Linked DNA regions of Homo sapiens: regions 1, 2, 3 and 4 are each linked to region 5. Evidence: chromatin loops called from intact Hi-C (ENCODE). Cell type or tissue: HCT116. All regions are shown on one strand. Region 1 overlaps ATP8B3 (ATPase phospholipid transporting 8B3). Region 2 overlaps ONECUT3 (one cut homeobox 3). Region 3 has its middle 6.1 kb from the start of ONECUT3. Region 4 has its middle 22 kb from the start of MEX3D. Region 5 has its middle 19 kb from the start of TCF3.

Region 1 (5,000 bases), 120 kb after region 5:
TCGAACTCCTGACCTCAAATGATCTGCCCGCCTCCCAAAGCACTGGGATTACAGGCGTGAGCCATCGCGCCAGCCTGTTTATTAAGAGACAGGGGTCTCGCCCTGTCGCCCAGGCTGGAGTGCAGTGGTGCGATCACAGCTTGCTGTAGCCTCCACCTCCTGCACTCAAGCGATCCTCCTGCCTCAGGCTCCCAAAGTGCTGGGACCACAGGCACGCGCCACCATGTCTGATTTCCCTTTTGTTGTTGATGGGGCACGGGTCCAAGAGCTTGGGCTTGACACAGCAGAGGAGCTTCACGGACATTGGCAGCCTCCGACAGGCCTTGACCCTTCTTCCGGCCTCAATTTACCCATCCATTCCCTGGGGTGGCTGAGCTAAGCTGACCTGCTGAGCTCCTGGGCTCTAGGTCATTATTGTGACCGCACTTCCAGTTCAGAGTGCCCCCACATCCTGGCAGAGCAGGGGACACAGGACATCTTCCCACACACACCCCGCTGCCCTGTGCTCCATGCTGCTGGGGCCCCAGCAGAACCTGTGAGGAGCCCCCAGGCTGGACGCAGAATCCTCTGGCCCTGTAGGGTCAGGGCTGGACCAGGGGGAGGCAGCCTGGGGTGATGACAGCCCCATGTTGGCAGGGGGTGGGGCAGGAAAGGCCCCATGTGTGGGGAGCTTGTGGCTGAGTCATGAGGACACCGAAAGCTTCTGAATGACAAAGGTGCAGGGAAGACCCTCCCAGCACAGGAAACAGCATGTGCAAAGGTGCCAAGGCAGCACCTGAGAGTGGGGAAGTCACAAGCCAGAAACTGGGTCCTAGGGAGTCCCTTGGTGAGGCCAAAGAGAGACCAGGCTGGAGAGGTCAGCAGGGGACAGAAAAAGCCTCAAATCCTGGGCCGAGGAGTTCGGGCTTCCCCCACAGAGTGGGAAGCTTTGGAGCAGACGGAGCTGAGTGTGTCCTGGCAGCTGGGCCAGCTCAACCGCACGGTCGTCTTGTGCAAATGAGAAAAATACACCCTTGGCCGGGCGCGGTGGCCTACGCCTGTAATCCCAGCACTTTGAGAGGGCGAGGCGGGTGGATCACCTGAGGTCACGAGTTGGAGACCAGCCTGGCAACATGGTGAAACCCCATCTCTACTAAAAATACAAAATTGGCCGGGCGTGGTGGCGGGCGCCTGTAGTCTCAGCTACTCAGGAGGCTGAGGCAGGAGGATAGCTTAAGCCTGGGAGGCAGAGGTTGCAGTGACTCAAGATTGCACCATTGCACTCCAGCCTGGGCAACAGTGCAAGACTCCCTCTCAAAAAAGAAAAGGCAGGCTGGGCGCGATGGCTCATGTCTGTAATCCCAGCACTTTGGGAGGCCAAGGGGGCAGATCACCTGAGGTCAGGAGTTCAAGACCAGCCTGGCCCACATGGCGAAAACCCATCTCTACTAAAAATATTAAAATTAGCTGGGTGCACTGGCGTGTGCCTGTAATTCCAGCTCCTCGGGAGGCTGAGGCAGGAGAATCACTTGAACCCGGGAGGCGGAGGTTGCAGCGAGCCAAGACTGTGCCACTGCACTCCAGCCTGGGCGACAGAGCAAGACTCTGTCTCAAAGAAAAGAAAAGAAAGACAAGACAAGAAAAAGAAAAAGACGCTCTCTCTCTGGGGGCTACACTTGGGAGTTCAGCTGCCTCCCAGCCGGTGTGTGTGTGTTTTGTGTGTTGCCGGGGGAGGGTGTTTTGTACAGTGCACAACATACCTCACTGTACATAGCCATCCCAGGTACCTGCAGCCTTCCATTTCTCCGTACAGTCTCCTCCCCTGCCTCCTCCTCCTCCTGTCCCTACACACACACACACACACACACACACACACACACACACACACACACACACACACACACACACATAAGCCAGCCTTCCTGAAGGGACTCACAGCCAAGGCCTCCTCTGTGGCAAATTCCATTGCCCCCCTCCTGTGCAAGCGTTCGAAGATGACCGTGTCGGCGCCCTTGGTGTACAGGCAGATGGCGCCCTCTGGCTTTCGAACTGTGGGGGAACAGGCCCTGCTGCCCACAGAGGCTCCCCGTCTGCCCGCCCCACCTTGGGGGGCCCAGGGCTTGGGTGGCGGGGCTCACCCAGCACCGACATCCGTTTGCGCGTGCTGTTGAAGTCCATTATGGCCAGGACCTGGTAGACCCGTTCCTCCCCCAGCTCCATGATCGTGACGGTGTCCTGGGTGCGGGACAGGAACACGTAGCCGAAGTTCCGGGCTGCGGTGACCAGCGCCCCCTCGTCGGGGGAGGCCGCCTGGTACAACAGCTGGTCTGGTAGGGAGGGGGGCCATTTTGGGGTCACGTGGTGGAGCCCGTCTCCATCTCCACAGTGCAGGGAGGAGATGGGTATCGCCTGGGCTACACCTTTATTGATGGTGGCCGGGGACCCCCGCCTGTACAACCCAATGCATGGAGGTGAGCACTTGAGACTAGACGACCTTCCCGCTCAACAACAGATCCTCGGGCTCCGACCGCAGGCCTGGACATCCTTTAGCCCTGACGATGACACGTCCGCCCTCCCGCCACGATGCTTGTCAGCACTGTCTGGGCTCCAGGCCCGGACGCCCTCGAGGTGCGGCTGGTGTCACACCGGCCTCAGCGCCCCCCAAGCCAGCTGAAAGCCCTGGAAGATGGGCCGGGTGAGCTGCGGGGCTGGGGACACTGCCGTGCCCCGGGGGCTGAGCGGCCTCAGAGATGGGGAGGTGGGTGGGCGCACCTGGGCGCTCACGGGGGCTCTCCCGCACCATCACCGTGTGGCAGATGGCCAGCAGGCGCCAGAACTCCCGCACGGCCTCGTCCCCGTTGGTCCGCACGAGGTGCAGCAGGGCCGCATTGTGGAAGAGCAGCTTCCCGTCGGCGAACTTGTTCCAGAGGTAGGGGTTCTCCTGGGGGTGGCGGGGGCACGGGCCGGCTGTGGGTGGGCCGCTCCCCGTGCCCCGTCCCCCTCACCGTCCCGCGCTGCAAGCCAGGCAGGCTCACCTTAGGTCGGGTCGTGGCCTCTGAATCCGGCCCTGGGGAAAGACACAGCTTCCTGCTTCAGCTCCCACAGGCCCCCCATTCGGGATCCCATAGCCCCTGACCCCTAGTTTCAGGCTTCCGGGGGCCACTGGTGCAGCCACACAAGCCAGGCCTGTGGCCCTGGAACCGACACCCCGAGCAATCTTGGGGCGAAAGCTGACCTCAGTTTCCACCACCTGCAGAAAGCGGGGAAGAGGGGAGCACACCCATCCTGTCTCCCAGGGACCCCAAAAGGACAGCCTGGAGCCGGATGCGGCCCCGTCCCGTCTCCCAGGGACCCCAAAAGGACAGCCTGGAGCGGGATGCGGGCTAGGGACCCCAAAAGGACAGCCTGGAGCGGGATGTGGCCCCTTCCTGTCTCCCAGGGACCCCAAAAGGACAGCCTGGAGCGGGATGCAGCCCCATCCGTGGGACACACTTTGTTTCCTCCTCCTGGGGTTTTTGTTCTTTTTTATTTTTATTTATTTATTTATTTATTTATTTATTTATTTATTTATTTATTTTTGAGACAGAGTCCTGCTCTGTCGCCCAGACTGGAGTGCAGTGGCACAAGCTCAGCTCACTGCAACCTCAGCCTCCTGGGTTCAAGTGACTCTCCTGTCTCAGCCTCCCGAGTAGCTGGGATTACAAGCTCATGTCACCACGCCTGGCTCATTTTTGTATTTTTAGTAGAGATGGGGTTTCACCATGTTGGCCAGGCTGGTCTCAAACTCCTGACCTCCAGTGATCCGCCCGCCTCAGCCTCCCAAAGTGCTGGGATTACAGGCGTAGCCACCGCACCCAGCCACTTTTTATGCTTTATTGTTCTTAGAAATGGGGTCCTACTCTGTGGCCCAGGCTGCAGTGCAGTGGTGCGATCATAGCTCACTGCAGCCTCAACCTCCCGGGCTCAAGACATCTTCCCTCTTCAGCCTTCCAAGTTGCTGGGGCAACAGGTGCATGCCACCCCTTTGTGGTGTCTTTTGTGTGTGTGTGTGATGGAGTCTCTCTCTATCACCCAGGCTGCTGGAGTGCAGTGGCGTGACCTTGGCTCACTGCAACCTCCACCTCCGGGTTCAAGCAGTTCTCCTGCCTCAGCCTCCTGAGTAGCTGGGACTACAGGTGCCTGCCACCATGCCTGGCTAATTTTTGTATTTTTAGTAGAGACGGGGTTTTGTCATGTTGGCCAGGCTGCTCTCGAACTCCTGACCTCAGGTGATCCACCCGCCTCAACCTCGGGCCCATTTTTCTATAGCTGAACTTGAACCATTTCTTGGGGACTTCTCACTACACTAAATTATGACCCAGTCCAAACCACGTGCCCTGGTTATAAATTAGACCCGGGGCTGTCAAACTACACCCCACCACATCATCAATTTTTGTACGGCCTGCGAGCTAAGAATTGTTTTTGGATTTTTAATGGTCAGGAAAAAAAATGACTAGAATAATACTAATACTGTTTTGTGGCCGGGCGCGGTGGCTCACGCCTGTAATCCCAGCACTTTGGGAGGCTGAGGCAGGCAGATCACGAGGTCAGGAGATCGAGACCATCCTGGCTAACACGGTGAAACCCTGTCTCTATTAAAAATACAAAAAATTAGCCGGGCGTGGTGGCGGGCGCCTGTAGTCCCAGCTACTTGGGAGGCTGAGGCAGGAGAATGGCGTGAACCCGGGAAGTGGAGCTTGCAGTGAGCCGAGATCGCGCCACTGCACTCCAGCCTGGGCGACAGAGCGAGACTCTGTCTCAAAAAAAAAACAAAAAACAAACAAACAAACAAAACTATTTTATTTTGTGATCTGAGAAATACTCAGCAATTCGAATTTCAGCATCCACAAATAAAGGCTTGTGAAAGTCAAAAGAAGAGCAGTGGCCGGGTGTGGTGGCTCACATCTGTAATTCCAGTGCTTTGAAAAGCGGAGGCAGGCGGATCGCTTAAGCCCAGGAGTTCAAGACCAGCCTGGGCAACA
Region 2 (5,000 bases), 96 kb after region 5:
TCCCGTCCTGGTGCCACCCTGGCTTGTGTCTCTCCTGCCGTGCCGCCCCCAGCACTGCTGGCGTCCACTGGGATTCAGGGACCTTCCCTCCAGCTGTCCCGAAGCCTGGGCCTGGTCTTCTGGTCCATCCTCCCTCCCAGCCAGCAGTGTATCCACTCGAAGGCCTCAGAGAGCCCAGTGGAGCCCGCGCCTCCCCTCCAGTACCCACCCAAAGGCGTCCTCTCTCCCCCTTTCCTGGACTCAGAGCGGAGCTGGCCTCCTCATTGGGGAACAGAGTCCCAGGCAGCCGCCGCTTCACGCTGTCCTGTGACTGTGAGTGGAGGCCAGCTCCTGGAGCTGCCTCTCTCTGGCCTCACGCAGCAGCTGCTCCCTGAATGGTGAATGGATGAGTCGGTTGCAGGTCCGTGCTTCGGCGTTCATTCCTTCGTGACTCTCGGGACTGCGGCCCGGTGGGGACACAGGGCTCTGGGTCACTGCGTCCACTTGATAAACCAGGAACCTGATGTCCAGAGAGGCCAGGGTGCGCGTTCAAGGCCACTCGGCCCGCAGAGCCCACCCGCGTCCCCATGGCTGCAGTGGTGAGGGGAGCAGGGGGAGGCAGAGAGGAGCCCACCCTGGGGCTGGGCGGACATGGATGCGTAACCCACACCGCAGGCTTCTGCGGGGTGACACCCAGACTCACCCCAAGACCCTGCACACCCTACAGCTCTCACGTCTCACGTCCACACCGCGAGCCAGCTGCATCCCACACAGGGATGTCACACCAAGATCCGTTGCCTCATCCACCGCCCGTCCAAGGCCCCACAAGCTGATGCCGGTTTTCCCGCCCAGAACTGGAACAGCTTTCCTAACGGTCACAGGTTTCTTAGCTTCTCACTTGGGTGGGGTTTGGATGTGCAAGGCTGCCGACCCCCATCGTGGTTGAGCGCCCGTGCAGGCGCCACCCACCCACCCACAGCACCTCGCTCAGACTTCGCCCTCCACCCCGCCGGGACATTTGGGAAGCCTCAGGCAGCCCCACGCGGGCACACCCGATGGTGGACGGAGGCTGGCACCCTCAGCCCGCACGCGGCCAACGTCAGGCGCGCGCAGAGGCACCCACGGGCCCGCCTTCAGGGGCGAGGCGGATGCTGCATCCTGAAGCCCTCCCTGTTACAAGCCCAGCCCCTCCAAAGGCCTCTGGATGAAGGGGAGGATGAAGGGGGAGAGAAGGAGGAGGAGGGGGAGAGGGAAGGAAGGGAAGTGAGGGAAGGAAGGGGAAGAGGGGAGGGAGGTAAAGAGAGGGAGGGAAGGAAAGGGAGGAAAAGAAAAGAGCAGAGAGGGGAGAGGGAGGGAGGGTGAGTGGAAAAGGAGGGGTGAGGAGGAGGAGAGGGGATGGTCCCCTCTTGGAGGGTGATGGGGGTTGACAGGTGGGCCCCAGCTTGGGTTGCAGCAATGACTGAATTCAGGGCCCCTACTCAGCTACTGGCTTCCTGCTGAGGGCACTCGGGGAGCCCCACTGTCCCACCCGGCGCTCCAGGGCAGTGGCTACTGGTCTTCCGCAGCAGGGTCTTGCAGGCTGGGCTGAGACCCCCCCCCCATGCTCCACCACCCTCGTGTAGGACAACCCAGGAACATGTTAGTCACTGCACACTCACTCAGCCACTGCTATACCTCCGCTCTGTGCTGGGCCACAGAAAGATCTCAGGCCCCACGAGGCTAAAAGGAGGAACAGTGGCCCCTGGGAGTCCCAGAGGAGGGGCCCCGGGCTCCGCTGCGGGGGGAGGGAGGGACTTCCTGGGGAGAGGCCATTGCTCCTGGGCGTTGAGGAATGTGTAGGAGTTCTCTGGCTGGAGTGACCCAACTTTCTACTCTTGGCCCCAGTTTCTCCATTTCTCCCCTCTCCAGGAAGATCCTGAGAGAAAACCTGAGGCTCAAGGCCTTCCTTGAGGGAGGGGGAAACTTCGTGGTTGGAAGGCAAGTGTCGCCCAGAGCCCAGCTCCTCTCAGGGACCCCCAGATGGGAGCTGGGAGCCTCTTGTTAGCCCTGCCGTATTCATTCAGGACTTTTCTGGCTAGACCCTTCCCCACAGCCCAACCATGATCAAGACCATCTTACAGTTGGGGAAACTGAGGCTAAGATGGTCCAACACCAGGCAGGGCCCAAGAGGGCAGCAGGTCAGACCACCCTCTTGGGCCCCGGGGTGGTTGGCTGTCCCCAGCAACTTTTAGAAAGGCAGGAAGTGGGATAGAGCTGGTGTGTGTGGGCCAAATCCCAAGGGGTCTGCAGGAAACGCCTTCATCCGGAACTTGAGGGTCTCCCCCCAGTCCAGCCCCCTTTCCCCCGCATGAGACACAGCCTACAGCCCCCGCCCTTTCCTGGGTTGGGGCGGGGACGGCTGCCCTCTGCTGGACACAGCGGGAACAGCAGGGATAACTGAGCGAAGGGGCGGCCACATCCCCGGGACCTCCCCGCCCAGAGATTTCCTGATCCCACCTGCCCAGAAAAGAAAACGACCCTTGTTGATGCTGGGGGCGGCGGCGCAGGCCCAGGACGGTGCCCTGGGGCGGGAGGCTGGATGCTACAGTAAAGCCACCATGACTGCGTTTGCCGGGCTCCCTGTGCATGGGCTCAGATGTGGGCATGGGGTCTCCGTCTCTTCTAGTTGATCTCTGATCTCCTCCCAGGGCCCCGGGGACCCCCAGGAACCAGCCCCAGATCCTCCTCATCCTTAGATTCCAAAAAGACTGATAACCGTTGGGGAGATGGGATGGGTGGTGTACCTGGAGTCCTCAGATCAGAGCCTCTCGGGGGTGATTGCTCCTGGAATCAGGGCCTCAGTCCCCAGGGTCCTGGAGGAGGTGCAGGGCTGGCTGCATGGAGTGGGCATCCTGTCAGGACCCAAACCCTCACTCAATGGGGCCCCTGGACAGAGCAGGTGAATTGTTGTAAAAAGAAGGGGTGTGGCAGGGGTGACAGGGAGAGTTGTGGGATTAGACAAGGGGTGTTGGGGTAGCCTCGCAGGGAAGGAGATACCTGAGCAGAGACTAGAAGGAGCTGAGGGGGGCGGGAGGGGACTTGGGGAAGAGCAACCAGGCAGAGAGAACCGTCGTGCAAAGGAGCTGAGTGAGTGAGGCCAGCGGGGGAGGCCAGACAGAGAGGCGGCTGGTGGTGGATGGGGAGAGGGAAGCGGCTGGAAGAGCTCAGGAGCCCAGGAAGGACTGGCCTGCACCGGGACATGCCTGAAGGGGGCGCACTGTCTTTACAAAGGAAGGGACTGAGGCCTCCAAGGGAATGGGACTCGCCTGGGGTCCCAGAGCAAGCTTGACAGCCTGGCCCCGCCCCACTCCTCCGCCAGCTTGGTGGCCAAGGTCTGTGTTGGGGGCCACTCTCTATCCCCCCGACTACAGGTCGGGAGCTGCTGGTGATGGAACCAGGGGCTGAGTATGCAGTGCTGGCCACATACTAGGAGAATCCCAGGATGGGGTTCAGCAGTGTTGATGAGGATAATGAAGGAAATCAGGGGGAGGTGAAGAAAACAGAGGAAGGGGGTGAGTAAAAGAAAGGTCATGGAGGAGGTGTGGGGAGGTGGAAGGTGGAGGTGATGGAGGTGGTGATGGGGGTGGAAGGTGGAGACGATGGAGGAGGTGGCGGAGGTAGAGGTGGAGGTGGTGGAGGTGGAGGTGGTGGAGGTGGAGGTGGTGGAGGTGAAGGTGGAGGAGGTAGAGGTAGAGGTGCTGGAGGTGGAGGTAATGGAGGTGGAAGTGGAGGTGGAGGTGATGGTGGAGGTGGTGGAGGTGGAAGTGGAGGTGGAGGTGACGGTGGAGGTGGTGGAGTTGCTGGAGGTGGAGGTGGTGGAAGTGGAGGTGGAGGTGATGGAGGAGGAGATGCTGGAGGTGGAGGTGATGGAGATGGAGGTGGAGGTCGTGGCGGTGGAGGTGGTGAAGGAAGAGGTGCTGGAGGTGGAGGTGATGGAGGTGGAGGTGGTGAAGGAAGAGGTGATGAAGGAGGAGGTGGAGGTGCTGGAGGTGGTGGAGGAGGAGGAGGTGCTGGAGTTGGAGGTGATATGGAGGGTGTGATGGGATAGCACTGACATTGGTGGTGCAGGAGTGATGGTGGAGGAGAGGACGGAGGTGGAGACCTCATTGGAGGCTGGTGGAGGTCGCGTGGCAGAGGTGGCAATGGTGGGCCCTGGCAGCATGAGGCTGGTGGTTGGTACCAGGGCCAAGTCCAGGGCTTCACCCCCGTCCCCACTCTGAACCCCATCAGTCCTTCTCTCCAAGTCTCAGTTTTCACTTCTGCACAAGGGGTCCATAACCACCATGGCCTCTGGGTTGGCACAGGGGTGGCCTTTAGGATTGGTGTGGGGGTGAACCTGATGTTGGGTGGGGTGCTGGCGGGGGTCAGGTGGCGGTGGTGATGGGTAGGGGATGCACAGAGGGGGCATCCAGGCGGCCCCCCTACTCCAACTCACACCTCTGTCAGCGGCTGTGGGGGATGGGAGCAATGACAAAGCTGCTCGCGGTAAACAGCTCCGACTGGATCGATCTGGGCTGTGAGGAGCTGTAATTAGATTGAACGCCGGGAAGGGGGGCAGCAGAGCCTCTTTTTGCTGCAATCGACAAAACGGGAAGTTTTTTCAGACTCTGCCTGGCCCGGCCCCTCCCCCAGCCTCTGCCTCTGGGGTCCCCATTAGGCACCAGATTGGAGCCTGGGAGGTGGGGTGGGAAAGGGACGATATGCATCCTACCTCCCTCCCCCATCTAGGCCAGTGGACTCTGTTTTCTGGGCTGCCCTATTGGGACTGGCTGGGCAAGCCTGAGGGGTGGCTCACATTCTCTGAGTAAATAAGGAGAAAACCCCCTGCCTTGTAGAATTATTGTAAGGATTGAGGCTGGGTACTGTGATTCATGCCTGTAACCCCAGCACTTTGGGAAGCTGAAGCTAGAGGATTGCTTGAACCCAGGAGTTAGAGACCAGCCTGGACAACATAGTGAGACCACATTTCTACAAACAAACAA
Region 3 (5,000 bases), 75 kb after region 5:
GATGTCCTCAAGGGTGCACTGTGTGTGTTTTATCCCCATTCCACAGATGGGGAAACTGAGGCTCCAGAAGGGTCCCTGATGTGGGAAATGAAGGCGGGGCTGGGATTTGAGTCTGGAACCCACCCTCAACCCCAAAGGGGAGAAGCCCCGGACACCACGCAGGCGCTTTGGGAATGAGGCACCCTTGGCGGATGGACTGGGCGGGCTGGGGTCAGAGGTCACCTGCCCTGCCCAGCAGCCGCATGGAGATCACCCAGTAGCCCTCAGGAGTCGGGGCTCCCACTTGTGAACCGGGTACGCCACCCCTGGAGATGCAGAGCTGGCTGGACACGCACCTACCTCCATCTTCTATTCCCCTCTGAGAGCTGGGGGCGGGTGGTTCTTTGGTTTTTCTCCAGGGAATGAGAGGCGCCCTCTCTGGGGGGTAAGAGCCTTGGATCTGCCTGTTTCCTCATCGGTAAAAGCAAGGGGTCAACAGGATGACCCCATCCCTCCCCAATCCCCTTCTCTTCTTGCCGGCGCTATGACCCCTGGGGAGCCCCTGCCCCCAGGCCTGGCAGCCCCCAGGGACCCTCCTACTGGGGCCTGCCACGGTGGGGGGACAATGTTTCCCATTTTCTGCGGAGCCCCCCAACTCTCACCTCCAGGCAGAGGTGAGGTGATGAGGGGCTGGAGGAGGCTCCCCCTCCAATTCCATCCTTGGGAAATGCCACCCTCTCACCTCCTGGCGCCCAGGGAGTTCAGTAATAACAGAAACGTTTTGTTTGGTTTTGCTTAAAGCGAGCAGGAGGGAGAGCGCGAAGCCAACGGCTCCTGCCCAGCCCAATTGTGGGGATTTACCATGGAGGCGATTACTGAGCGGAACTGCGGGCGGCTCTGCTCGGAGGGTCCCGTGCTTGTTAGGGAGGTGGGAGAAACAGCAATTACAGCTGTTAGCACCGAGGGGAGGGGAGGAGGGGGAAGGAGAAACGGAGGAAGCAGAGGAGAGGGGAGCAGGGAGAAGGAAGAAGGAAGAGTGGATGGGGGAGGGAGAGGAGGCTGGAAGGGAGGAGGGGAGGGCTGGAAGGAGAAGGGGGAGTAGAAGGAAGGAAAGGGAGGAGCCAGGAGGGAGACTAGGAATGGGAGGAGGGGGGAAGAGGGAGAGGAGGAGGGGGAAGGAGGGGGGAAGGGGGAAGGAAAGTAGAGGAGGGGGTAGGAGGAGTGGGAAGAATGGGGAAGGATGGGGAGGAGGGAGAAGGGGGAGTAGAAGGGGGAAGGATGGGGAGGGAGGGGAGAGGAGGAGTGGGAAGAATGGGGAAGGATGGGGAGGAGGGGCAGGAAGGGGGAGGAGGGAGAGGAGGAGGAGGATGGAGGAGGAGTGGGGAGGAAGAGGGAGGGTGAGGAGGAGGGAGAGGAGGAAGGAAATGGAGGAGGAGTGGGGAGGAAGGGGGAGGATGGGGGAGGAGGGAGAGGAGGAGGGAGATGGAGGAGGAGGGGGAGGAAGGGGGAGGATGGGGAGGAGGGAGAGGAGGAGGAGGATGGAGGAGGAGGGGGAGGACGAGGTAGGAGGATCCTCACCCTTCAAGAGCATCAAGTTTTCCTCCCCAGTGGGAGAAGCTGAGGCCCAGAGAGAAGTCTCTGCTCTGACACCCCACAAGAGCTTTCCCAACCAACAGGCCCCTCTGGGACTCCCTCTATGCCCTGCCCAGGGCCCCACAGGGCTCGCTCTGCTTCCTGCTCTCTTGCTGCAGGCCTGGAGCTGGGAGGTGGGCAGGTGATGGCCAGAGCAGGAGGCGGCTGGCCCCTTCCCCTGTCCGCTGCCTCAAATGATTAACCAGTGCGGCTGGAGTGAGGAGTGGACACTGGGAGCCGGTTCCTCAAATACCCTCCACACCTTTGACCGGCGCATGGGCCAGAACGGGGGACCCCTCCAGCTCAGGCTGAAGAGCTCCCCCAACTGCCGGGTCCAGAGGGTCCTGCGCTCCCTGGGATCGCCCGAAGGGCTGGGTCGGAGGGGGACCCTGGCGCAGGGAACGTTCTCTGTAACTGAGATCCGCGTTTCTACTCAGGAGCTCAGCTGAGACTCTCTGCGTGGCCAACCCTCTCCAGAGACCGGCTCCACCGCCAGCCAGATTGGATGCTGAGCGTGTCCACACAGCACGCACTCACTGGGACTCAGCGTGCTGGGACTCAGCTCCCCGCCGCCCAGTCCCTCGGGCCTAGGTCAGCTCGCCAGCTGGTGGCCTGAGGCAGATCTCAGGACCTCCCTGTGCCTCAGTTTCCTCACCTGAAAAATGGGAATAATTGGAGTTGCTTCCTCAGAGTACCCCTGCCCCTAGCTCCCTGCAGGTACAGTGGGGATGGGGCAGGAGATAGAGCGGGGACCTGCAGGACGTACCCCTCCCCCAGGGAATGGGGGACGCCACCCCACCCCTGGCGAGCCCGGAAGGTGGCTGCTGATTGAACAATGGGAGAAACAAGCTTTCTTCTAGCGCAAGGTGACTCACCTGCTGGCCCAGGGACAAAGCTCCCCCAGCCACTCCCCACCGCCCGCCACCCCCCACCGCCCGCCACACACACACACACACACACATACACACACACACACCGCACAGCACGGAGAGGGGGTGAGTCATTCCACCCCACCACATCTGTGATGGCCTCCCTGGGTGCGTACTAACCTGTGGGGTGGGGGGATTATACTAAGGGCCGCCCGGGACCCTCCCTGCTTGGCCTCACAGCCAGGGAGAGAAGGCCCAACCACCCCCAGCCTGGCATTCAAGGCCTGGCTTTGAACACATGCCCCCCCCCCACACACCCCAGCTTCATTCAGTTTTATCTCATTGACTCATTCAACAAACATTCCCTAATGAAGTCCTGTGAGGGCCCCGAAACTGGGCTAACGCCAGACGCCTCCCCAGCCCCACCGCCTCTTCCTCAGATGACAAGGAGTCTTTTCGTCCTTCCATTGGCCTACCTGACTTGGACTCCTACACATCCTACAAAACCCAACCTCAGGGCTCCTCCTCCAGGAAGGGAGGACTGCCGCCTCCCCAGTTCTGATCTCAGGGGGATGGGGATGACTTTTCCCCTCCCTAAGTATGGGAGCCCCAGCGGGAGGGACAGAGGCTGTGGCCGCAGCTCTAGGGTGGTGGGGGCAGGGGAGCAGGAGTGATCTGAGAAGTTTGCTAAATCCAGCGAATGGCCTGGTTCCCCTCCCCCATCCCCGGTCTGCAGATTCTGCCTAAGGAGGTGCGAATCCCTTCCCCTTTCCCCATTCCCCATTCCCCAGTCCAACACCCCCTCCCCACCCAGAGGTCCACGAGGCGAGACAGACCCAAAGAGAGAGGCAAGGACGTGGGCGTTGGTCGGTCTTGCGGGGAGGAGGTGCCGTGCTCTCCCCACTTCCTGACCCAGCAGAAAGCGCCCGGGCGTGTCCAGATAAACCGCGCCTTAATCGAGGCGCCATTCCGGCCCGGAACAGGCCAGGCCCAGGTGAGGCTCAGAGCCAGATGCGCCCAGCCTAACCCACCTGGGGACGCCCCTCGGACCCTCCCGGGGCGGGGTCCTCACTCCCGACCAGGACCTCTGTCTCTGCATCTGCGAAGTGGGCGCCCCCAGGCCTGTGCTCCCCCCACCCACCTGTCGTCTCGTCTCGGCTTTCAGGGTGCAGAGTGGACACTCCCAGGTGTCCAAGCCGGCGAGCTCGGGTCCCGCAGAACCGGCGGCCCTGGAGACGCCCCGAGGGCAGCCCCGCTGCAGCCTTGCTCGGGTCCCCTAGCCCGGCGCCTCCGCAAACCAACCCACCGCGGGCCGCCGAGCCCCGCTCCGGGATCCGCCGGCTGCCTCCATCCCAGAAGAGTGCGCAGAGAATTAAATCTAGATATTTACATGTTTAATGGCTAAAGGAGCCTGTCTTCTGGCAGGGCAGGGAGGGCGCTCAGGTGGTTTAACTCAGCGCCGGGATCCCGCTCAGCTGCGGGGGCCGCGAACCCCGCCGCTGGGCCGACGATTGGGCCCCTCCGGAGCGCGGCGCCCAACGCGGGTTTCGTTGCGTCGGGGAAGTCCGTGGCCTGCAGCGTCCAGTCCCCAGGCTGTCAGCCGAGCCCTGGAGTGGGGCGTTCTCCAGGCCCCCAACCCCTGATCCAGGCCGTTCCCCTCCCGCGCACCCTCCGGCGGGGGCTGCAGCCCGCGCCCCTCGCCGCCAAGCCCCATTTTCCCACAGTGCAAACTGCAGCAAACGAACTGGTTTTCTCCTGAGCGCACGCTGCGGGGAGACGATTCCAACGGCGTCCAGTGAGGAGGGGCCCAGGCCTGCGAGACGGGGCGCGTTCCTGTCCCCAGACCCCTCCGGCTGCGCCTCAACCCCCAGCCCGGCTCTCTGACCTGCATCGGTCGGGCCGGGCACAGAGGAGGCAAAGCAGGCGGAGGCCGCGAGAGGAGAGCAGCCTGACCTCCCGCCTGAGCCCGGACCCTTCCCCTCGGGCACCCTCGGACGCCCCCGCCCCAGCGTGTTACTTTCTAGATGGGGAAACTGAGGCGCGGCCAGGGCGATGCGGCGGAAGTCCCGCGCCCGGCCGTCTCCCGCGCCTGCCAGACAGAGCCCCGAGAAGAGGGCATAGAATTCCCTCCTCTAATTGTGTCCCAGAACTCTGGGACGACGGAGGCCAAGCTGCTGAGGGAGGGGACGAGGACGCGGGGCCCCAGGGACCAACCCCTCCGCTCCCCGGCCAGCCGCGGCCGCCCAGCCTCGGTGCCCCGGCGCAAACAAGCGCGGTGTTTGCCGAGCGCGAGGCGGGCGGCGCGGCCCGAGAGCGATGAGGATTCGATGGAGCCGCTCGCCGCGGCGGGGGCAACGGAGCCCGGGCGGGCGCGGGGATCGATCGGGCACAGCTGTCGCCTAAGAGCCCGCGGGAGCATCCACCCGCGGGCCAGAGCTGCCCGGGCGCCCCGCAACTGCGGGCAGGAAATCCGGGACGTCGGGCCCGCCAGGGGCGAAACCCCAAAGTCGCGACACCCGG
Region 4 (5,000 bases), 130 kb before region 5:
AATAAATAAATAAATAAATAAATAAGCCAAGGATGATGATGCACACCTGTAGTCCTAGCTGCTTGGGCGACTGAGGCAGGAGGATGCCTTGAACCCAGGAGTTCATGTAGGTTGCAGTGAGCTGTAGTTGCACCACTGGAGTCCAGCCTGGGCAACAGAGCAAGACCCTGTGTAAAGAACAAAAAAAGTTTATGTAACATTTTAGAAATGGAATTAGGGTTAGGGATGAGGGTGCGGGGAGGGTGCACAAACAGCAAGAGATCCTGATGGTGATGGAAATGCTCCATGTCATGATGGTGGATACACGAATCTACCCAGGCCAGCAAATTATAGGAGACTAAAGACATCTCACACACTCACACACACGATCACAAGTTAAACTGAGGAATCCTGAGTAAGATTGATGGATTGTATCCATGTGAAATCTTACTTATATGTTTTTTAGAGATGGAGTGTCCTTAATGCACCCCAGGCTGGAGTGCAATTTTGTGATCTCAGCTCACTGCAGCCTCTGGGGTTCAAGCGATTCTCCTGCCTCAGCCTCCGGAGTAGCTGGGATTACAGGCGCCCACCACCACGCCCGACTAATTTTTGTATTTTTAGTAGAGATGGGGTTCCACTATGTTGGCCAGGCTGCTGTCGAACTCCTGACCTCGTGATTCACCTGCCTTGGACTCTCAAAGTGCTGTGATTACAGGCGTGAGCCACCACACCCGTTTTTGTTTTGTTTTGTTTTGTTTTGTTTTTGTTTTGAGATGGAGTCTCACTCTGTTGCCCAGGCGAGAGTGCAGTGGTGTGTTCTAGGCTCAGTGCAACCACCGCCTCCCAGGTTCAAACGAGTCTCCTGCCTCAGCCTCCCGAGTAGCTGGGACTACAGGTGCCCGCCACCACGCCCGGCTAATTTTTTGTTGTTGTTGTATTTTTGGTAAAGAGGAGGTTCCCCATGTTGGCCAGCCTGGTCTCGCACTCCTGACCTCAGGTGATCCACCTGCCTTGGCCTCCCAAAATGCTGGGATTACAGGCATGAGCCACAGCACTCGGCCCTTCCCTCCTTTCTTTCTGAGACAGGGTCTTGTTCCGTCACCCAGACTGGAGTGCAGTAGCAGGATCACAGCTCAATGCAACCTAGAAGAATTCCTGTCGTCCTGTGCTCATGAGATCCTCCCTCCTCTTGCAACTGCATATGAATTGACAATTATTTCAATAAAATTTTCAATTAAAAAATTATGAGGGCTGGGTGCGGTGGCTCACTCCTGTAACCCCAGCACTTTGGGAGGCCGAGGCGGGCGAATCACGAGGTCAGGAGTTCGAGACCATCCTGGCTAACACGGTGAAACCCTGTCTCTACTAAAAATACAAAAACTAGCCGGGCGTGGTGGCGGGCGCCTGTAGTCCCAGCTACTCGGGAGGCTGAGGCAGGAGAATGGCGTGAACCTGGGAGGCGGAGCTTGCAGTGAGCCGATATCACGCCACTGCACTCCAGCCTGGGTGACAGAGCGAGACTCCATCTCAAAAAAAAAAAAAAAAAAAAAATTATGGTCCAGGAGCGGTGGCTCACGCCTGTAATCCCAGCACTTTGGGAGGTCAAGACGGGCAGATCACCTGAGGTCAGGAGTTCGAGACCAGCCTGGCCAACATGGTGAAACCCCGTCTCTACTAAAAATACAAAAATTAGCCGGCCATGGTGGCAGGTGCCTGTAATCCCAGCTACTTTGGAGGCTGAGGCAGGAGAATCGCTTGAACCCGTGAGGCAGAGGTTGCACTGAGCTGAGATCGCACCACTGCACTCTAGCCTAGGTGACAGAGCAAGCCTCTGTCTCAAAAAATAAAAAGAGAAAAAAAGAAAAAAGCCAAGAAAGTGGAGTCTTTTCTGCCCTTGAAAGGGTAGTGGTAAAACTCTCTGGGTGGTGTGGGGTGTCCAGGTATCTCTCTGTCGCCCCTAACACTGGGCGAGACTGGATCTGTTTTGCATAAAGGAAGAACACATTTCTGTGTCCCCTGCCAGTCATCCATGCAATCATCAATTTCGTTGTTGTTGTTGTTGTTTGAGATGGACCTTCCCTCTTGTCGCCCAGGCTGGAGTGTAGTAGCATGATCTCGGCCCACTGCAACCTTCACCTCCCGGGTTCAAGCGAGTCTCCTACCTCAGCCTCCCGAATAGCTGGGATTACAGGTGTGCGCCACCACACCCGGCTAATTTTTGTATTTTTAGTAGAGACGGGGTTTCACCATGTTGGCCAGGCTGGTCTCGAACTCCCGACCTCAGGTGATCCGCCCGCCTCGGCCTCCCAAAGTGCTGGGATTACAGGTGTGAGCCACTGCGCCCGGCCAATCAGCAAATATTTAATGAGCCCCCACTGCGTACTAGCGCTGAACTACTGGGCGAGGGTCGGCCAGCGGCAGGAAAACGGGGAAACAGGTGCGCCCGTTTGTGCGCGGGGGAAGCTCGCAGCCACGAGCGAAGGGACCTGTGTCTCCACTTTGGACAAATCTCCCGGGAATTTCCCGGGGGTTCAGAGCTCCGATGTCGGGGCGGGGAGGGGCAGGGTGTCATGTGCGGCGCTGGCCACACGGTGGCGACAGAGAACGTGCCGTTCTGGTCCAGCCTGGCGGCTGTGGGGTCGAAATGGGGAAGGAGTTGGGGTCGCGATGGAGTCGGGGAGGCAGTGGGGTAGGAGCGAGGGCCCCCTTTTTTTTGGAGACAGAGTTTCTCGTTGCTCAGGCTGGAGTGCAATGGCGTGATCTCAGCTCACCTCAACCTCCTGGGTTCAAGCGACTCTCCTGCCTCAGCCTCCAGAGTAGCTAGGATTACAGACATGCACCACCACATCCGGCTAATTTTTGTATTTTTAGTAGAGACGGCTTCGCCATGTTAGGCAGGTCTCGAACTTAGGACTTCATGTGATCCATCTACCTCGGCCTCCCAAAGCGCTGGGATGACAGGCGTGAGCCACCACGCCCAGCCGAGACAGCCTACCCACTGTGGGCTTTGGCAATAAGGCGCTCAATCAATTATAATAAACACCTATGGAATTAATTCCCGTCTGTGTTCCCCAAACCGTCCTCCCCAACCCCCACCGCCGCCCAGTAATTCAGGGACCACAAGAATGGAGGTCTCTGGCTTATAACTCTCACTGAGAAGCCTGATGCAGGAGCTCACACCTGTAATCCCGGCACTTCAGTAGGCCAAGGCAGGAGGATACTACTGAGCCTCGGTAATGTATTGTTTTTTATTTTTTTTATTTTATCATATATATATTTATTATACTCTAAGTTCTAGGGTACATGTGCATTCTCAGCAAACTATTTTTTCTTTTATTTTTATTTATTTATCTTTTTATTTTTGAGACGGAGTCTCTCTCTGCCGCCCAGGCTGGAGTGCAGTGGCGCGATCTCGGCTCACTGCAAGCTCCGCCTCCCGGGTTCACGCCATTCTCCTGCCTCAGCCTCCCGAGTAGCTGGGACTACAGGCGCCCGCCACCACGCCCAGCTAATTTTTTGTTTTAGTAGAGATGGGGTTTCACCGTCTCGAACTCCTGGCCTCATTGATCCTCCCACCTCGGCCTCTGAAAGTGCTGGGATTCTAGGCGGGAGCCACCGCGCCCCGCCAAGGCTGGGTAATTTATAAACAAAGGAGGTTCCTGGACTCACAGTTCTGCATGGCTGGGGAGGCCTCAGCAAACTTACAATCACGGTGCAGGGGGAAACAAGCGTGTCTTACCTGACTCAGGCGAAAAGAGAGGAAGGAAGAGCAGGGAAAACTGCCTTATAAAACCATCAGATCTCGTGAGATCTCACTCACTATCAGAGAGCAGCACGAGGGAACCGCCCCCATGATCCAATCACCTCCCACCTGCTCCCTCTCTCCACACGTGGGGACCATGGAGATTACAACCGAGATGAGATTTGGGTGGGGACCCAGAGCCAAACCTCCTCAGGACCTCTGTCCCCCCTCCTCTCCTCCCACTGCCTCTGGGCACGCTGGCACCCCTGCCTCCTCTTCCCTGGTTGGTCTTTGGTGAGATGTGTGTCCATTGGTCCCAGAACCTGGCGTTGCCCAGGCTGGAGTGCAGTGGGGCGATCTCGGCTCACTGCAAGCTCCGCCTCCCCGGTTCATGCCAGTCTCCTGACTCAGCCTCCCGAGTAGCTGGGACTACAGGCGCCCGCCACCACGCCCGGCTAATTTTTTGAATTTTTTAGTAGAGACGGGGTTTCGCCGTGTTAGCCAGGATGGTCTCGATCGCCTGACCTCGTGATCTGCCCGCCTTGGCCTCCCAAAGTGCTGGGATTACAGGCGTGAGCCACCACACCCGGCCCAAGACCCTGACTCTTAAAAAATAAGGCCAGGCCAGGTGGCTCACACCTATAATCACAGCATTTTGGGAGGCCAAGGCAAGTGGATCGTTTGAGCTCAGGAGTTGGAGACCAGTCTGGGAAACATGGTGAGACCTCGTCTCTATTAAAAACACAAAAAATTAGCCAGGCACAGTGGCACATGCCTGTAATTCCAGCTACTCAGGAGGCTGAAGCAGGAGAATCGCTGGAACCCAAGAGGTGGAGGTTGCAGTGAGCTGAGACTGTGCCACTGCACTCCAGCCTGGGTGACAGAGCAAGACTCTGTCTCAAGAAAAAAAAAAAAAAAAAAAAAAAAAAGGCCAGTCTCAGTGGCTCACGCCTGTGATCCCAGCACTTTGGGAGGCTGAGGTGGGTGGATCACCTGAGGTCAGGAGTTCGAAACTAGCCTGGCCAACATGGTAAAACCCCGTCTCTACTAAAAATACAAAAACTAGCCGGGCGTGGTGGCAGGTGCCTGTAATCCCAGCTACTCAGGAGGCTGAGGCAGGAGAATCGCTTTAGCCCCGGGAGGTGGAGGTTGCAGTGAGCCGTGATCAAGCCAGTGCACTCCAACCTGGGTGACAGAGCAATAACCTGTCTCAAATAAATAAATAAATAAATAAATAAATAAAATTCAAGCTTAGTAGAATAAAAAATTCAGCTTC
Region 5 (5,000 bases):
TGGGGCTCACAGGAATCACAGAGTCTCTGCCACTCTATCTTTCTTTCCTTCCCTTCCCTCCCTCCCCTCCCTCCTCTCTCTCTCTCTCTCTCTCTCTCTCTCTCTCTCTCTCTCGCTCTCTCTCTCTCGCTCTCTCTTTCCTTTCTTTCCTTCCCTTCCTTCCCTCCCTTCCCTCCCTCCCCTCTCTCTCTTTCCTTTCTTTCCTTTCCTTCCCTTCCTTCCCTCCCTCCCCTCCCTCCCCTCTCTCTCCTCTCTCTCCTCTCTCTCTCTCTCTCTTTCTTTCCTTTCTTTCCTTTCCTTCCTTTCCTTCCCTCCCTCCCCTCTCTCCTCTCTCTCTCTCTCGCTCTCTCTCTCTTTCCTTTCCTTCCTTTCCTTCCCTCCCTCCCCTCTCTCTCTCTCTCTTTCCTTTCCTTTCCTTCCTTTCCTCCCCTTCCTTCCCTCCCTCCCCTCTCTCTCTCTCTCTTTCCTTTCCTTCCCTTCCTTCCCTTCCTTCCCTCCCTTCCCTCGCTTCTCTCTCTCTCTCTCCTTCCCTTCCTTCCCTTCCCTCCCTCCCCCTTCTCTCTCTCTCTTTCTTTTCTTCCCTTCCTTCCCTCCCTCCCCTCTCTCTCTCTTTCCTTTCCTTCCTTTCCTTCCCTTCCTTCCCTCCCTTCCCCCCCCTTTCCTTTCCTTCCTTTCCTTCTCTTCCTTCCCTTCCTTCCCTCCCTTCCCTCCCTCCCCTCTCTCTCTCTCTTTCGTTCCTTTCCTTCCCTTCCTTCCCTCCCTTCCCTCCCTCGTCTCTCTCTCTCTCTCTCTCTCTTTCTTTCTTTCTTTCGCTCTTGTTGCCCAAGCTGGAGTGCAGTGGCACAATCTTGGCTCACTGCAACCTCCGCCTCCCGGGTTCAAGTGATTCTCCTGCCTCAGCCTCCCGAGTAGCTGGGATTACAGGTGTGCGCCACTATGCCCAGCTAATTTTTGTTTGTTTGTTTTTTGAGACGGAGTTTTGCTCAGTCGCCCAGGTTGGAGTGCAGTGGCGCGATCTCAGCTCACTGCAAGCTCTGCCTCCCGGGTTCACGCCATTCTCCTGCCTCAGCCTTGCGAGTAGCTGGGACTACAGGCGCCCACCACTATGCCTGGCTAATTTTTTGAATTTTTTTTTAGTAGAGACGGAGTTTCACCTTGTTAGCCAGGATGGTCTCGAACTCCTGACCTCAGGCGATCCGCCTGCCTCGGCCTCCCAAAGTGCTGGGATTATAGGTGTGAGCCACCGCGCCCGGCCCATGCCCGGCTAACTTTTTGTATTTTTAGTAGTTTCACCATGTTGGCAAGGCTGGTCTCGAACTCCCGACCTCAGGAGATCCGCCCACCTCGGCCTCCCAAAATGCTGGGATTACAGGCATGAGCCACCGCGCCCGGCCCACTCTTTTTCTTCTCTTTTGAGGCAGGATCTTGCTCTGTTACCCAAGCTGGAGTGCGGTGGTGCAATCATAGCTCACTGCAGCCTCCACCTCCTGGCTCAAGTGATCCTCCCACCTCCCACGTGGCTCGGACCACAGGCGTGTACCACCACACTAGCCTAATTATTTAAAATTTTGAGTTTGGGTGCCGTGGCTCACGCCTGTAATCCCAGCACTTCGGGAGGCAGAGGCTGGTGGGTCACTTGAGATCAGGAGTTGGAGACCAGCCTGACCAACATAGGGGAACCCCTTCTCTACTAAAAATACAAAAATTAGCTGGGCATGGTGGCACGTGCGTGTAATCCCAGCTACTCGGGAGGCTGAGGCAGGGAGAATCGCTTGAACCCAGGAAGCAGAGGTTGCAGTGAGCCAAGATCGCTACTGCACTCCAGTCTGGGCGACAGAGTGAAACTCCGTCTCAAAAATAAATAAATAAATACATTTTTGTAGGACAGGGGTCTTGCTATGTTTCTCAGGCTGGTCTCGAACTCCTGGGCTTAAATGAGCCTTCTGCCTCAGCCACCTAAAGTGCTGGGATTACAAGTGTGAGCCATCACGCCCTGTCTTTGCCACTCTTGCATTTGGGCATCAACGCTGGCATTGGCCAGGGGAACTGGGATTCTGGAATTTTCTCCAATTGGCTCCATCCTGAGAATCCCATATTTGGAAAGCTGTGAATTCAAGTTCCGAGTATCTTAAAACCTTTGGATTTTACCCATCGAGGCTGAGGATAGTAAGAATATTTACCGGCCAAGAATATCACTTTAAAAAAAAATCAAAACAAACCTTTGTATTCTCTGTCCTAGGTAGACCCTAAATCCTGCCCTTGTCCTCACCTCCTGCGCTCAGATCGGAAACCTGGGACCTTTGCCTCCAAACCCCACCCCACAATCCCGCCCAGGCTCAGGACTCAGTTCCCTTCGCCCCCACCGCGCCCTCCCCCGGCCCTCTGCACCTGCCGCGTCCCGTACCCGGCCTGCTCTTCTTCACCATTGGTGCCTTTTCCTTCAACCCCACCTCCCCAGGGAAGCCCTCCTGGTGACTTCACCACGCCTGTGTGTTCAGTTATTCTCCCTCTCCCTGGGAGGTGGGGAAACCGAGGCATAGAGCGGCGAGGCTGGTGCTCACGGCCCCCCGGGGTCCTCCCCAGACCCCTCCCCTCCCTGTGGTCCGGGGGTGCATGGGGTGGGGCGCGGGGGCCTCGCTGGTCCTGGGGTTCAGTCGGGCGCGCGTGCTGCCACCTGGTGGCCAATGGGGCAAGGCCGCGGGTCCTCCCCGGGCGTCGGGGCCCCCACCCCACGGAGCCCACCCTGCGCTGGGGGAGGTGGGCTCAGGAAAGCCGCGGCCCCCGCTCGGGACGCCAGGGGTGGGGGACACGGAGCTTCGCCAGACTCCCCCAAACTCGGGCGCGTCATGGGAAGAATGGAGGGAGCTGGATGATGGGGGTCCTGCGGGCTGCCTTCCCTGGGTCTTCTGGTGTTGTCCCCGTCCCGTCCCCTTCTTACCCCTGCGTGACGCCCAGACCGAGGGAGGTGGGACTGGGACCCCCTTCCAGGGACAGAGCTGCAGCGGGTCTGGCGTCCACCAGGGCGCGCCCGCAGCCCAGAAACCCGCGGGCGCTCCCCACGTGCGCGCTCACACGTGCATCCGCGGCTACCCCAGTGCCTCGCGGCTCGGGCTTTTTTTAATTTTTATTTTATTTTTATTTTTTTGAGACGGAGTCTCGCTCTGTCACTCAGGCTGGGGTGCAGTGGCGCGATCTCGGCTCACGGCAACCTCCACCTCCCTGGTTCAAACGATTCTCCTGCCTCAGCCTCCAGAGTAGCTGGGACTACAGGCACGTGCCACCACGCCCAGCTAATTTTTGTATTTTTAGTAGAGCTAGGGTTTCACCATGTTGGTCAGGCTGGTCCCCAACTCCTGACCTTGTCATCCGCCCACCTCGGCCTCCCAAGGTGCTGGGATGACAGGCATGAGCCACCGCGCCTGGCCGGCTCAGGCATTTTGACCCGAGGCACACGTGGTCCTGTGTGGTTGGTGTGTTTCTGAATGAACAGTGTTCACGTAGATTCAGGTGTGCCACACGTGATGTATACGGGGCATGCTTATGCGTGTTCTCGCATGCTCGTGTGCATTCTAGCATGTGTGCTCACTCCTATACACAGGTTTGCATGCGTGTGCTGGCATGTCCGTGTGGGTGCACACAGAGGCTGTGACATGTTCGCTCGTTGCCACGAGCTCAGGTGTGTTTGTACATGGTCAGTCCCGTTTATACATGTGCACGCATGGGCACGTATGTGCCAGGAAGGTTCACACATACACCTTCTCATGTGCGGCCTGCTGTATCTGCACATGTGTGTCCTGGTAAACGCGTGTGTTTGCGTGTTCTGGTGTGCTTGCGCATGTTTGTGTGTGTGCATGTGGGCGCACTCACAGCCACAGCCCATGCTGGCGTCCCTGAGTGCAATGGCCCCTTATGGACTGGGTCCTACAGGACACCCCTGAGTCAGGCCCCACATACCCCAGGGCCCTCCCACAGCTCCACTGCCCCAAACCCCCTGGCCCTGTGAGCCGATCCCTGCAGCCAAAGGGTCCAGGTCGCCCCCAGTCAGCCTCTCCCTGGTCTGCCCCAACCCCCAGCTCTCCACTCGATCTCCCCCACTTCAGTGGCTGCAGCCTCCTGCACCCGCACCCTCTTCCTGCTGTGGTGGCTTCTGGGTCCGGTCCCCAGTCAGCCCCAGCTGCTGCCTGTGCCCCCAAGAGATGCAGAGCTCTTAGGAGGCAGGGCCGTGTCTGGGGTCCACGGCTGCACCCTGATCTCTGGTATCCAGCCGGCACGCGGTAACCAGGTCAGAAGCCTAACCGTCCTTCAGCCGGGCCCAGCAGCTCCCGTCGCTATGGGAAATCCATGCTCAGCTCCCACAAACCCAGCAGTCACCAGCTGGCCTCAGCCAGAGGTTCCCCTGTCACAGAGCCTGCCAAGCAGAGACCCTCCTGACACTCACTCACCCCTTCCTCTCCAGTGGTGGGGCTGGATGAGCGGGCCGCCTCCCTCCTCTTTACCGTTCCCTCTCCACCTGGCAAACTCCTATTCATCCTGTGGGGCCCTGGAACATGGGCCCCACTTCTAGGATACCTACCCCAGTCCTGGGGGTGAATGGACCAGAAGCTACCTTGGAGAGCAGACCAGGTGCCAGCTCCCAGGCTCCCAGCCCTCCTGGGTGAACTTGGGTGGTGGCAGCTGCGTCTCATTTCCAAGCCAAGCCTGTAGACAGGAGCCCAATGGCGGTTAGTCAATGGCAGACCGCCAGGGAGGGGTGAATGCTGGTTCCCAGGCTGTGTCAACATAGCCAACCAGCTGCCCAGGAGGCTCTGATGTGAGGACCGTACCCACTGCTGGTGCCTCCCTCCCTCCCTCCCTCCCTCTCTGTCTCTCCCTCCCCTCTGTCCCTCCCTCCTTTCCTTCATCCCTCCCTCCCTCTGTCCCTCTGTCACTCCCTGGCCCTGGCCACCCACACAGCCCCCAAGGGCCATCTCCTTGGCAACAGTGGCCACAAGGTCGTCTGC

The links. A loop is a pair of places that touch in the nucleus more often than their neighbours do. Peaks named below come from ENCODE experiments on the same cell type or tissue, not always from the same donor. Only the 100,000 strongest peaks of a DNase experiment are listed, where the experiment ranks them.
Region 1: it touches region 5 in a loop (12-fold over the local background); 16 of 110 quality-filtered maps call a loop at or near these places.
Region 2: it touches region 5 in a loop (13-fold over the local background); 51 of 110 quality-filtered maps call a loop at or near these places.
Region 3: it touches region 5 in a loop (2.7-fold over the local background); 6 of 110 quality-filtered maps call a loop at or near these places.
Region 4: a loop joins it to region 5, with 13 times the contacts of the local background. A loop is called at or near these places in 94 of 110 quality-filtered maps.

Annotation. Positions count from the first base shown.
Region 1 is chr19:1,793,960-1,798,959 of GRCh38, forward strand. It overlaps ATP8B3 (ATPase phospholipid transporting 8B3), which reads right to left. Exons shown (of 29, transcript NM_138813.4): 15 at 3,015-3,046; 16 at 2,752-2,920; 17 at 2,118-2,306; 18 at 1,916-2,028. Among named protein-coding and RNA genes, the nearest start is that of ATP8B3, 16 kb to the right of the region's middle. RefSeq lists enhancers at 1,651-2,463, 1,871-2,165, 2,464-3,275 and a silencer at 1,871-2,165. In HCT116, CTCF peaks have their summits at 2,055 and 2,256; DNase peaks (open chromatin) are centred at 1,962 and 2,286; H3K4me3 peaks cover 674 bases; H3K27ac peaks cover 1,300 bases.
Region 2 is chr19:1,765,240-1,770,239 of GRCh38, forward strand. All of the region lies in intron 1 of ONECUT3 (one cut homeobox 3), which reads left to right. LOC101928543 (a long non-coding RNA gene) reads right to left here. Exons shown (of 5, transcript XR_007067085.1): 5 at 4,528-4,591. Among named protein-coding and RNA genes, the nearest start is that of ONECUT3, 14 kb to the left of the region's middle. RefSeq lists enhancers at 563-1,084, 2,379-3,073. In HCT116, CTCF peaks have their summits at 2,382 (motif pointing left), 2,587, 3,227 (motif pointing right) and 3,429; no DNase peak of the experiment used is centred here; H3K27ac peaks cover 1,269 bases.
Region 3 is chr19:1,744,868-1,749,867 of GRCh38, forward strand. No RefSeq gene overlaps it. Among named protein-coding and RNA genes, the nearest start is that of ONECUT3, 6.1 kb to the right of the region's middle. RefSeq lists enhancers at 2,247-3,446, 3,004-3,523, 3,524-4,042, 3,569-3,618. In HCT116, no CTCF peak of the experiment used is centred here; DNase peaks (open chromatin) are centred at 1,114, 1,604, 2,154 and 3,054; H3K4me3 peaks cover 4,558 bases; H3K27ac peaks cover 4,732 bases.
Region 4 is chr19:1,543,799-1,548,798 of GRCh38, forward strand. No RefSeq gene overlaps it. Among named protein-coding and RNA genes, the nearest start is that of MEX3D, 22 kb to the right of the region's middle. RefSeq lists a cis regulatory region at 2,349-2,749 and a silencer at 3,709-3,909. In HCT116, a CTCF peak has its summit at 2,573 (motif pointing right); a DNase peak (open chromatin) is centred at 2,503; H3K4me3 peaks cover 697 bases; H3K27ac peaks cover 1,092 bases.
Region 5 is chr19:1,669,467-1,674,466 of GRCh38, forward strand. No RefSeq gene overlaps it. Among named protein-coding and RNA genes, the nearest start is that of TCF3, 19 kb to the left of the region's middle. RefSeq lists enhancers at 1-228, 2,908-3,435 and a silencer at 2,384-3,083. In HCT116, CTCF peaks have their summits at 2,725 (motif pointing left) and 2,970; no DNase peak of the experiment used is centred here; H3K4me3 peaks cover 815 bases; H3K27ac peaks cover 1,974 bases.